2 separate regions of the Homo sapiens genome follow, and region 1 is linked to region 2. A link is a contact called in ENCODE Hi-C or POLR2A ChIA-PET data. All regions are on one chromosome and are shown on one strand. The core of a region is the stretch at or near the end of the contact, and the rest is flanking DNA. Distances in the headings are between cores, read along the strand shown. Region 1 holds the start of LUC7L2 (LUC7 like 2, pre-mRNA splicing factor). Region 2 overlaps HIPK2 (homeodomain interacting protein kinase 2).

Region 1 (5,213 bases), core at 2,379-4,878, 290 kb before region 2:
GATCTCGCCACTGCACTCCAGCCTGGGTGACAGAGCAAGACCCTATCTCAAAAAAAAAAAAAAAAAAAAAAAAAAAAAGGAACCTCCAACCTAGGATTTAGCTAATAAAAATATCCATTTAGAATTTAAAGCAAAATAAAGATCTTTTTAGATAAACAAAATGGGAGCGTTCCCCCAACTAGCCGACCAACACAAAAACAAACCCTGAAGCAAGGTAGGCAAACTTCATAGTCAGGCTGGGCACAGTGGCTCACCCTGGTAATCTCAGCACTTTGGGAGGCCGAGGCAGGTGGATCACTTAAGGTCAGGAGTTTGAGACCAGCCTGGCCAACATGGTGAAAACCTGCGTTAAAAAAAAAAAAAAAGTCAGATAGTAAATATTTGAGTGTTGTAGGCCACACAGTATGGGATCCCTCACAAACCACCCAACTCTATTGTGGGGCAAAAGCAACCACAACAATATGTAAATGAACGAGCCTGGCAGTATTCGAATTTTTGTGAAACTTTATTCACAAAAATAGGCCGTGGGCTGCATTTGGCCTGTGGACCGTAGCTTGCTGACTCCTGTGCTAAAGGATAAACTTCAGACAAAAAGGAAATGATCCCAGATGGACAGGCAGAGATTTCCGAAGGAATGAAGAGCAAAATAAGTGGTAAATAAAGAACATTGATTATATAAAACTTGGTTTTAAAAAATAAGAGAACTAAAAGACCTGGTAACAAGAGCATATAACTTGGGATGAGAGTAAATGGAGTTAGTGTTCTAGGTTCCTTGTATTACCTCTCTTGGGGGAGGGGAGTATAAAGGTATTGATTAAATTAGACTTTGATACCTTAAGGATACACATTATAACTTCTAGGGTAATCACTGAAAGAATAAAAATATAATAAAATGAAACTTCCACACTACTAGAGTGGAAGAAATTGGAATGATTAAAAATCAGGCAGGAAAGGAGAGAAAAACATGAAATAGATGAGACAAATAGGCAAAAATAAGAGTTTTAAACCCAAACACAGGAGTAATTACATGAATATAAATCATCAATGCTTCCAAGAGTGAACATCACTTAATTCACTCCTCAATTTCACTCCTCAATTTTGATCATTATGTATTGTATAGACTATTTTTAAGCCCCAATTATATGCTGTTTATAAGACATCTAAAATAAAAAAAAGAACTCAAATCTCTTCAACAAAACATAATTATTGGTTTTAGTGTATTTCTTTAAATACACTGTTTTTCAGGGTCAGATCACATTGTGTACATAATAGTGTATCCCTCAAAGACATATTAATTTGCACATTTTTCTATTATTATAAATCAGTTCCCAAAGGATATCCTAGTATTTGGAGTTTGGAATTCAGAGTTCTCTGAATAACTGAAGAGAAGCTATTTTGTGTATTACTAAAGATAACTTGATTCAAAATAATTTTTTTTTTTTTTTTGAGATGGAGTCTCACACTCACCAGGGCTGGAGTGCAATGGCGCGATCTCGGCTCACTGCAACCTCCGCCTCTTGGGTTCAAGCGGTTCTCCTGCCTCAGCCTCCGGTGTAGCTGGGACTACAGGCATGCGCCACCACGCCCAGCTCATTTTTTCTATTTTTAGTAGAGACAGGGTTTCACCATGTTGGCAGGCTGGTCTCAAACTCCCGACCTCGTGATTCGCCCGCCTCGGCCTCCCAAAGTGCTGGGATTCCAGGTGTGAGCCACTGCGTCCGACCTCAAAAATTTTCATTGGCCCAATACGCATTTATTTTTGAGATAGAGTCTTGCTTTGTACCCAGCCTGGAGTGCAGTGGCATAATCTCGGCTTACTGCAACCTCCACTTCCCGGGTTCAAGTGATTCTCCTGCCTCAGCCTCCGAGTAGCTGGGATTACAGGCACGCGCATCCATGCCCGGCTAATTTTTGTATTTTTAGTAGAGATGGAATTTCACCATGTTGGTCAGGCTGGTCTCGAACTCCTGACCTCAAGGTGATCCGCCCGCCTCTGCCTCCCAAAGTACTGGGATTACAGGCATGAGCCATCCCTCCCAGCCGCAATATACATTTAAAGGAATTTTGGGACTATTACTACTATTCATGTTTTTTATTGATCTGCTAATAACAGTTCCAAGGCGATGAGTATACAGTGTTAATGGAACACAAATCTCTATTATTTCCTTTCAAAGTATCCAGGAAGTGCCTGTCTTCTTAAACATTTGATTTTATTAACTCATTCTTCTTACAGTTTTAAATTTCTTTTTAGGCGATGAATATACAGTGTTAATGGAACACAAATCTCTATTATGTCCTTTCAAAGTATCTAGAAAGTGCCTGTCTTCTTAAACATTTGGTTTTATTAACTCATTCATTTTTCTTACAGTTTTAGATTTCTTTTTAAGCAACCTTTCTTCCTGCACACTGACCTATGTCTTACTTAAGGAATTTTTTTTTTTAGAAGTCTCGCTCTGTCGCGCAGGTTGCAGCGCAGTGGCGTCATCTCGACTCACTGCAACCTCCGTCTCCCGGGTTCAAACGATTCTCCTGCCTCAGCCTCCCGAGTAGCTGGGGAGGCGCCCGCCATCACGCCCGGCTAATTTTTATATTTTTAGTAGAGACAGGGTTTCACCATGTTGGCCAGGCTGATCTTGAACTCCTGACCTCAGGCAATCCACCTCCCTTGGCCTCCCAAAGTGCGGGGTTTACAGGCGTGAGCCACCGCGCCCGGCAAGGAATTAATATTTTACTAAAACAGTTTTTAGAAACACCAGGGAAAGGCTCAGGGCTAAGTATTTTATTCCAGTTTGTTCTAACAGCCACGCCATAGCAGACGTGTGACCACCTCCACCAGCCCTACGAGGGGTAGAACTGAAGCCAAGGCCCCAGTCACGGGCCGGGCTTCAGAATCCAGGCTTCCCTGCGGCCAGCGCCGCTGGCTCCCTGCTCCCCGAGATCGCCTCCCCAGTAGCTGAGAATACGCTGAGTTTTTATGGTTTCACATTCAGACTAAGCCGCCCGCGACCTTGTAGGTAAAGATGAATCCGAATGGGTCGGCGCGCCTGTTTCCTAGGGTACTGCTTTCGGGCGCTTTCTCCTGAAGTTGACACTTCCCAGCCGAGGAGCCTTAAAGCCCCACGCAGCGGAAGGAACGCGGCCCCGGCGGCGGCGAGACAGGCCTGCTCCCGGCCGGGAAAGGCGCACGAGAACCAGGACGCGTCCACGCCACTCGGGGCGGGCGTTCGCCCCGAGCACGCCCACCTCAGACGCCAAGGAGGCTGACCGCAGTCCGGTCGACGATGGGCATGGTCTCTACTTACTTTCCGCCCAGGCTAACCTCTAGCGCATTTTGCTAATTTGGGTCTGAATCGCCATCACCGCGGGCAGCGCAGCCTTAGCCGCCAGCCCTACAGCCGGGAGGGAATGTAATGTAAGGTTTGGCGCCTCGGGGCGGATCCGGCTTGCACAGTCAGTTAAGGAACCAGAGTATCGCGAGATCCGGGGTAAAGGGGCGGGAGGAGCGCGCGTGCACGCGCCCAGAGCCGTTAGGGTGGAACTCCACTCGGGCGGGGCGGGCGGAGTGATACAGCTGGACGCCAGTTGGTGGAGCCCCCGCGGGAAACGACTGAGCGCGAGGAGCGTGCGCGCTCCCGTCGTGGCGACGGTGGCGGCGAGCGGCGTCAGAGCTTGAGGGGGGGTTGACGGCTTCTGGCGGGTGGCGGTGTTGAAGGCGAGAGCTTGCTTGGCCCGTGTCGCTTCTGTCCCAAGAACCGGACGGAGAGTGAGGGCACGAGGGTCGCTGTCGGGGGCTGTCGTCTTCCACGTACACGTCGTCGTGAGGAGCGCAGTCCGGACTCTTCCCGCAACCCCTCCGGCTCCCTTTCCGCACGCCTCGAGGCGGCGGCGGCCACCGAGACAGCAGCGCACCTTCCCCCATCCCTTCCCCTTATCCCCCAGCCCAAAAGGGCCCGGTCTGCGCCCCACCCCCGCCCGTCCGCCCGCTACGCCGCCGCCATGTCGGCGCAGGCCCAGATGCGCGCGATGCTGGACCAGTTGATGGGCACCTCCCGGGACGGTAAGTCTCTGCCAGGGCCCTGGGGGTGGGGGAGGGGACGGGGACGGCGAAGGGAAGGGGTTCCGAGGGCGCACCTGGGCGCGCGCGTGTGGCTGAGTAAGGGGCTCCCAGATTGGTAACACGAGGTCCCCGTCCCCCGTCCCATCCAATCAGGGCTCGGCAGGCGGGCAGGGGGGGCGGTGACCATGCGGATTGGCGGGAACTGCTGCCAATGGGGTGAGGCGGGGCCTGGAGGCAGAAAGGAGAGTTTGTGCTTTTAATGTTGACTTGGCTGAGACGGGAGAGCCCGCGTCTCTGTTGCGTAGTTGGGGGGCCCGTTTTGTCGCTGGTTAGGTACCTGCGGAAAGCTAAGGCCTCCACCCCCGATATAATTCCTTAACCCAGAGCTTTGGGATCATCCCTCGCCGCCGTCCTCCAGAGTACCTAGAGAGAAGCTTCCCCCTCCTCTTCCTGGGTCAGGAGGAAACCTTTATTACTAACCCAGTCTCAGAGATGCACCCTCGAGCCCCACAGAAACAACCATTTTTATGGAAAATCTGACCCAAACCATGGTTTCTTAAGTGGGTGTGTTTGGCCCCATTTTGTGAGAAGGAACATGTTATGGCCTGTTTTTCCGAGAGACCTCCATTTTGTTAGACAATTTAATAGAGGCTTTGTTCAGTAAATATTGACAAATGTTGCATGTCCCTAACAGAACGATTTTGAAAATTTGGTACCCAGTGAAGTAGAATAGAGGAGAACAAAGATCCTTTCAGGCGTTTAGTTTAGAATCTGTATAGAGAGCCCTTAATTGCTGGATTATCCTTTGTCATAAAGAGAATTTCTAAATAAAATGATGAAATGCTGTTGCTTTTTTGGTGATGTTAATTAGTAATGTACTCTCAAATTCAACTTAAATACATTCAAATATGTAGGAAAGGTCTAGTTCATTACTTTCTTAACACAGCAAAATCCTTGGTAGTTTTTATGTGTTGCTTCTTTAGGCAGATAGTTTCTTAGCCACTAAGGAAATGCTTTTTTTCTTGAGAAGTTATTTAAGTGTATTGATTTAAGAGAAAAGGCACGTCTTAAATTTAGTTTTTAAGTTACTCTTTTAATTTACATGAGTGCTTTACAGCAAAATATGAGTAAATTTTAAAAATTTTATTGCATTCAA
Region 2 (4,921 bases), core at 20-2,519:
AAACCCATAAAAAAACCTGTGAGATGTTTGAAAGAATGACAGTGATCATTGGTATGAACAGCTTAGTTTCTTTTTTGCCAAGGAAGAAAAGTTTTGTGGCATCACTGGAAATCAGCGAGGGCCTGCCTGGCAGGCCTGTCTCTGTAGTGTCAGCTGTGTAAGTAGGTCTTTGTATGGTTGTATTTAGGCTTGTCCTGGATTCCCCCAAGAGATCAAAAGTTCCTTGAGGAGACAGAACCTATATTTGCTTCCCAGGGAAGTGCTCAGCTGCCACACAGCTCAGGGTGGTGATGCACACAGCAGGAGTTCAATCAACATTAACCCGCTAAATGGAGCTAACCAAATTCCACCCCCAGTCTGAAAGGCTCTGACACAGAACTGTCTAGTTCCTTTTCATTTGGCCTCAAAAGGGGTACATTTTTCAAAAAACAAAACAACCCCACATACCCCAAAGTTTCAACCTGAGATTCAATTTTGAATTGAAGGCTAAGTGAACAATTCTGCCTAACTCTTTAGTAAGTCTTGCTTGTGTGAAAATCAAACAGAAATCTTCCCTCTTCCCTCTTCTGGGTTTCCCTGACTATATAGAGGTTGATAGACTTCAGATGATCACAGAACCCAAAGTTACAGGCCATCACTAGGGAGTCACAGTTCAGACCAGGAAATCACTAGCGGCAGAGAGAAGCGTGGAGGGAAACGACGTTGCGGCTTTCGGGTTACACAGTGGAAAGGCTGATGAAGGGAATACGGCACACAGTCCCCAGCCTTGTTACTTTATCCCCCCGGGATAGCATCAATAGCTTACATGGGAGTGAGCATCATTCCTGCTTGCACCTTCACGTCCGGTTAAAACGATTCTATTCTGCAAGCCAGAGCTTAGGTTCCATCACTTCCTACCGAGCAACGCCCCCCACCCTTCTCATCAGCCCCGTCTGCATCATTACGGAGGACGGAGGACGGCTCTTGGGATTGTCTTGCTTGGCAGTGGAGGGCGGAGCAGAAGGAGGGAGAGGGTGCTGCGGGTTTTTTTTTTCCTTTCCCCGTATGTATTGTGTTCAGTGTGGACAAATATTTGTGTAGTCTGTATTTACCATTAATACTAGGATAAAGTCATTAGTGATTCGATTTTTCTATGGAAAGAAGCAAGGCATTGGGCGGGTGGAGGGGGAAGCAAAACCCCAAACGGAAGAACAGAAACTCTAAAAGCTGGCGTCTGAAGGTATTATTCAAAAACAATATGGGAAAAGGCAGCACCATATTTCCTCTGTTCTTCTAAGGGGAAGTTCAGAAAAAGGTCAGAAAGAGAACAATGCAGGCCATCTATCATAGCAGCCTCTAACCTAGAGGTGACTTGCCCGCTGCAGCCTCATTTCTCAGTTCTGTAATTACCACCCCTCCCACAGACTGGACACCACAGCGGCCTATGAATTATGCATTTCATTTCCACCTCCCCACACCCTGACTCGGTGACCACTGCTGCGGCGGGTGGCTGCGGGGGGCGGGCCGATGCAGCACCCCTTCCCCCAGGTACACGCGCAAATGTTACAGGGCCCCAGAGCCCCGGTGCACACCCGCAGATGCTGCTTGTGCTGACCTTCAGTTCCCAGCCTAAGATTTTGTTTATTGAGCAAATAAGACTAGTTACCAGTAGGGATTTTCCTAGGGGAAAACACACTGGGGCACCTTTTCTTCCCCTTCACGTTTTTATTCAGGCAAAATCTGGTTAAAATGAATATTAAGGGTGGTCTTGAAGGAGGCAGAGGTGATGTAGAGCCTGAGGGTATGTGTGTGTGTGTGTCTCCTGCTGTTAGAATTCGGGGGGGTGGTTTGGAAAGTGGGTCCCAGAAATGGATACTGCTGCAGGAACAGGAGCAACCCTGCTCCTCCCTGTCTGTGCCTCTGATTAACTGGTGCCCCTCTCCTACCAATTCAGAGGGTCCCAGAAAACTTCTGGGGCCACCTGTCTTCACAGGTGCTACTGGTATACCAAAGCAGGGACTACTCTTTGTTCAGAGTGATTTTCCTTTCAAATCTTTACAAAACGTTAGGTTTAGTAGAGAAGTTGGTTAGGTTTAGTTGCTCGAGCAACTGAGAGACCTAGGAATACCCCTGGAAGCAGACAGGGGTAAGCAGCAAGCGAAAGGGTTCCCTTGAAAAGCAAGGGTTCTTCTGTTTGGTACACCTCAGTCTATCGCTTGAAGAGGTGGTATGGGTAGGATTTTAAAAAATATTTTTAAAAAGTGACTTTAGATACATTCAGGGAAGACAGTTCTAAGATGGGATATAAAAATAGGATATTTAGGCCAGGCATGGTGGCTCACGCCTGTAATCCTAGCACTTTGGGATGCCAAGGCAGGCAGATCACCTGAGGTCAGGAGATCAAGACCAGCCTGGCCAACATGGTGAAACTCCATCTCTACTAAAAATACAAAAATTAGCTGGGTGTGGTAGCATGAACCTGTAATCTCAGCTACTTAGGAAGCTGAGGCAAGAGAATCGCTTGAACCCAGGAGGCAGAGGTTGCAGTGAGCCAAGATTGTGCCACTGCACTCCAGCCTGGGCGACAGAGCAAGACTCCATCTCAAAAAAAAAAAAAAAAAAAAGGATATTTAATTTCTGAGGCTGATCTGGGGAACACAATAGTAAGTGGGCTGAATATTAGGTGCAAATCACTATGACATATATTTTATTCCCTTCGGGTTTTTTTTTTTTTTAAACTATTCTCAGGGTTGGACCATTTGTTCATAAGGGACCGACTGAGGGTTGTGATCACAGCTGTGACAGCCAGCCCTTAAGATGGCCCCTGAGGACCCAGTTCTCCTGGAAGTCAACACCCTGGTGTGGTCTCCTCTCACACTGAGCAGGGCAAACCTGTGTAACCAATAAGACAGCGCAGAAATGACAATGTGTGGCTTCTGAGACTAGGCTGTAAAAGGCATGTGGCTTCTGCTTTTGCTCTGCCTTGAATCACTTACTCTGGAAGAGGACCCTCAATGGCCCTGTGGAGAGATCCACGTGGATGGAACCCAGGCCTCTGGCCAACAGCCAGCTCTGGCTTGCCAGCCACAAGGGTGACCCACCTGGGAAGAACACCCTCCAGCCCCAGTCACGCCCTTGGGTGACTGCAGCCTGGGCTAAGAGCTCACCGCCACCTCATGACAGAACTGGAGTGGGAATCGTCCTGTCATGTTGCTCCCAAATTCCTGGAGCACAGCAACGGTGAGATAATGTTTATTGTGTCAGCCACGGAATTTTGAGGTACTTCGTTATGCAGTGACAGATACTGATTGGGCGTCTCTAAGAGGGGAGGGAGCACGCAGAGAAGCTCTGGATTTGTGTTTCCAACAAGCCTTAGGTCAGCACCCCCTGATACCCAACACATCACTAGGTCCTCCATCCAGCCCCTGCCCTGCCCTGATGGGAACCAATGAAGCACTTTCTAAAAAGGTAGGAGGCACAAGGAAAACACAGCCTGAGGAGGACTTCCAAGCACCCAAATGCAGGCAAGACTGAACGGATGGCATGAAGTTTGCAAGCTGCTATTCCACAGGATGAACCCGGCACAGAGACAGACACTCTTTGGCCTGCATAGATATTAAATTTTTTCAACTAGCTATTAACATTTAGAACTCAGGTGATATTCCTAAAAGTTTGGATTTCCTGCTGAAAATCAAAAGCTCTGGCAACTCTGGGCCACTTGTCAGTTCGTGGTCACAATGACCTGGGGCTGGATAAGGCTGCCCTCTGCACGTGTGTGTCACCAGATGCAGACCTTAGTCATTACCAGCTCACTGACCACCTACCTGGCCCTGGAGGCACTTGAGTTCGTGACTCCTAGGAGAGAGGCGAGCTGGAGGGGGACAAATGAAACACTTACATGAAATCACTGCTTTTAGCTCTATAGCGGGGGCACTGTGGAGAGGTACACAATTTGTTTTCTTTTATTAAACAAACAAACAAACAAAAAAGGTTTAGCAAACAGCTGCCCCAGAAGGGACTTCTTAGAACTTACAAGGAATGTAAAATGATTATTCCACTTTACATTACACAGTGTGAACTTTAAGAGGAGAGATCCGATGTTATGTTTCTGCAATGTTTGTTTATGGAGGTCTTCGTTATATAAGACCTCCGTGGAGAGGAACTGCAATGCTGGAGTCTCACTTTGCTGATCTGGCTTTCTACTCTAACAATTATTTACAATAACATTAGAGAGGAAGGCTCTGGCGCCATAACTCAGTGAATATCTGCCGGATTCTTCCCTCCTACAAGATACAATAATATACCCTTTATTGGCCTTCTCCCAATTCTCCATTTGAAACAGGATTATAATCAGTTTTCAGAGTGGCTTACTCAGGAATTAACTAGCCAAGCACTGGATCACTGCTTCTTGAACAATTCTGTAGTCCTTTGCACATTTTTGGAAAAGGAATGTGATGTCAACAGCCTCATGTTCTTGAGAATATCCTTCCTAGGTGGGCAAGTGCTGGGCTGGGGGAGAATGGGGCCTTGTGTTTGCATAAGACGCTGCTCACGAGTGGCTTTGTATAAGACAGCAGGAGGAAGGCATTCTGTCTGCCTCCCCCTTCCCCTGAGCTCGGGGACATGATTGGATTATTGAGTGATTATGTAGTAAGTTCAATCACTGATATTTATTGAGCTCCCAGCATGTTCAAGACTCTGCTAGAGGGTGATACCAAGTCATGGTTGCTGTTCTCAAGAAGCTTATCATCTCGTGTACACGTATGGAAAAAGGAATACAGACAGAAATCATGAATGTCAGATGCCAGCTACGTTTAGAGGGAGCAATCTCTCTCATTCAATAAACATGTATTGAGCATCCATTATGTGCTGGGCACTAATTAGAGAGTGAACAAAAAAAGACAGTCTCTGTTCTCATGGAACTTGAACTCTAGTAGACCTC

What was found. A loop is a pair of places that touch in the nucleus more often than their neighbours do. ChIA-PET counts read pairs that join two places held with the same protein, here RNA polymerase II (POLR2A). Pooled maps may share reads with other maps.
Region 1: a pooled map shows a loop between it and region 2 (4-fold over the local background). The contact joins the promoter of LUC7L2 here to the enhancer-like site in region 2. A Hi-C loop is called at or near these places in 5 of 50 pooled maps. POLR2A ChIA-PET finds 5 or more read pairs at or near these places in 3 of 52 experiments (Caco-2, H1 and activated T-cell).

Annotation. Positions count from the first base shown.
Region 1 is chr7:139,356,266-139,361,478 of GRCh38, forward strand. LUC7L2 (LUC7 like 2, pre-mRNA splicing factor) reads left to right here and starts at 3,629. Exons shown (of 10, transcript NM_016019.5): 1 at 3,629-4,057. The coding sequence starts at 3,997. All of the region lies in intron 2 of FMC1-LUC7L2 (FMC1-LUC7L2 readthrough), which reads left to right. RefSeq lists enhancers at 2,764-2,893, 3,614-3,663 and a silencer at 3,894-4,323.
Region 2 is chr7:139,647,767-139,652,687 of GRCh38, forward strand. All of the region lies in intron 2 of HIPK2 (homeodomain interacting protein kinase 2), which reads right to left. Among named protein-coding and RNA genes, the nearest start is that of CLEC2L, 130 kb to the left of the region's middle. RefSeq lists an enhancer at 1,580-1,849. Within about 2 kb of position 1,270, at least 20 of the 41 ENCODE cell types and tissues checked have a DNase peak (open chromatin) inside an H3K27ac peak, as active enhancers do.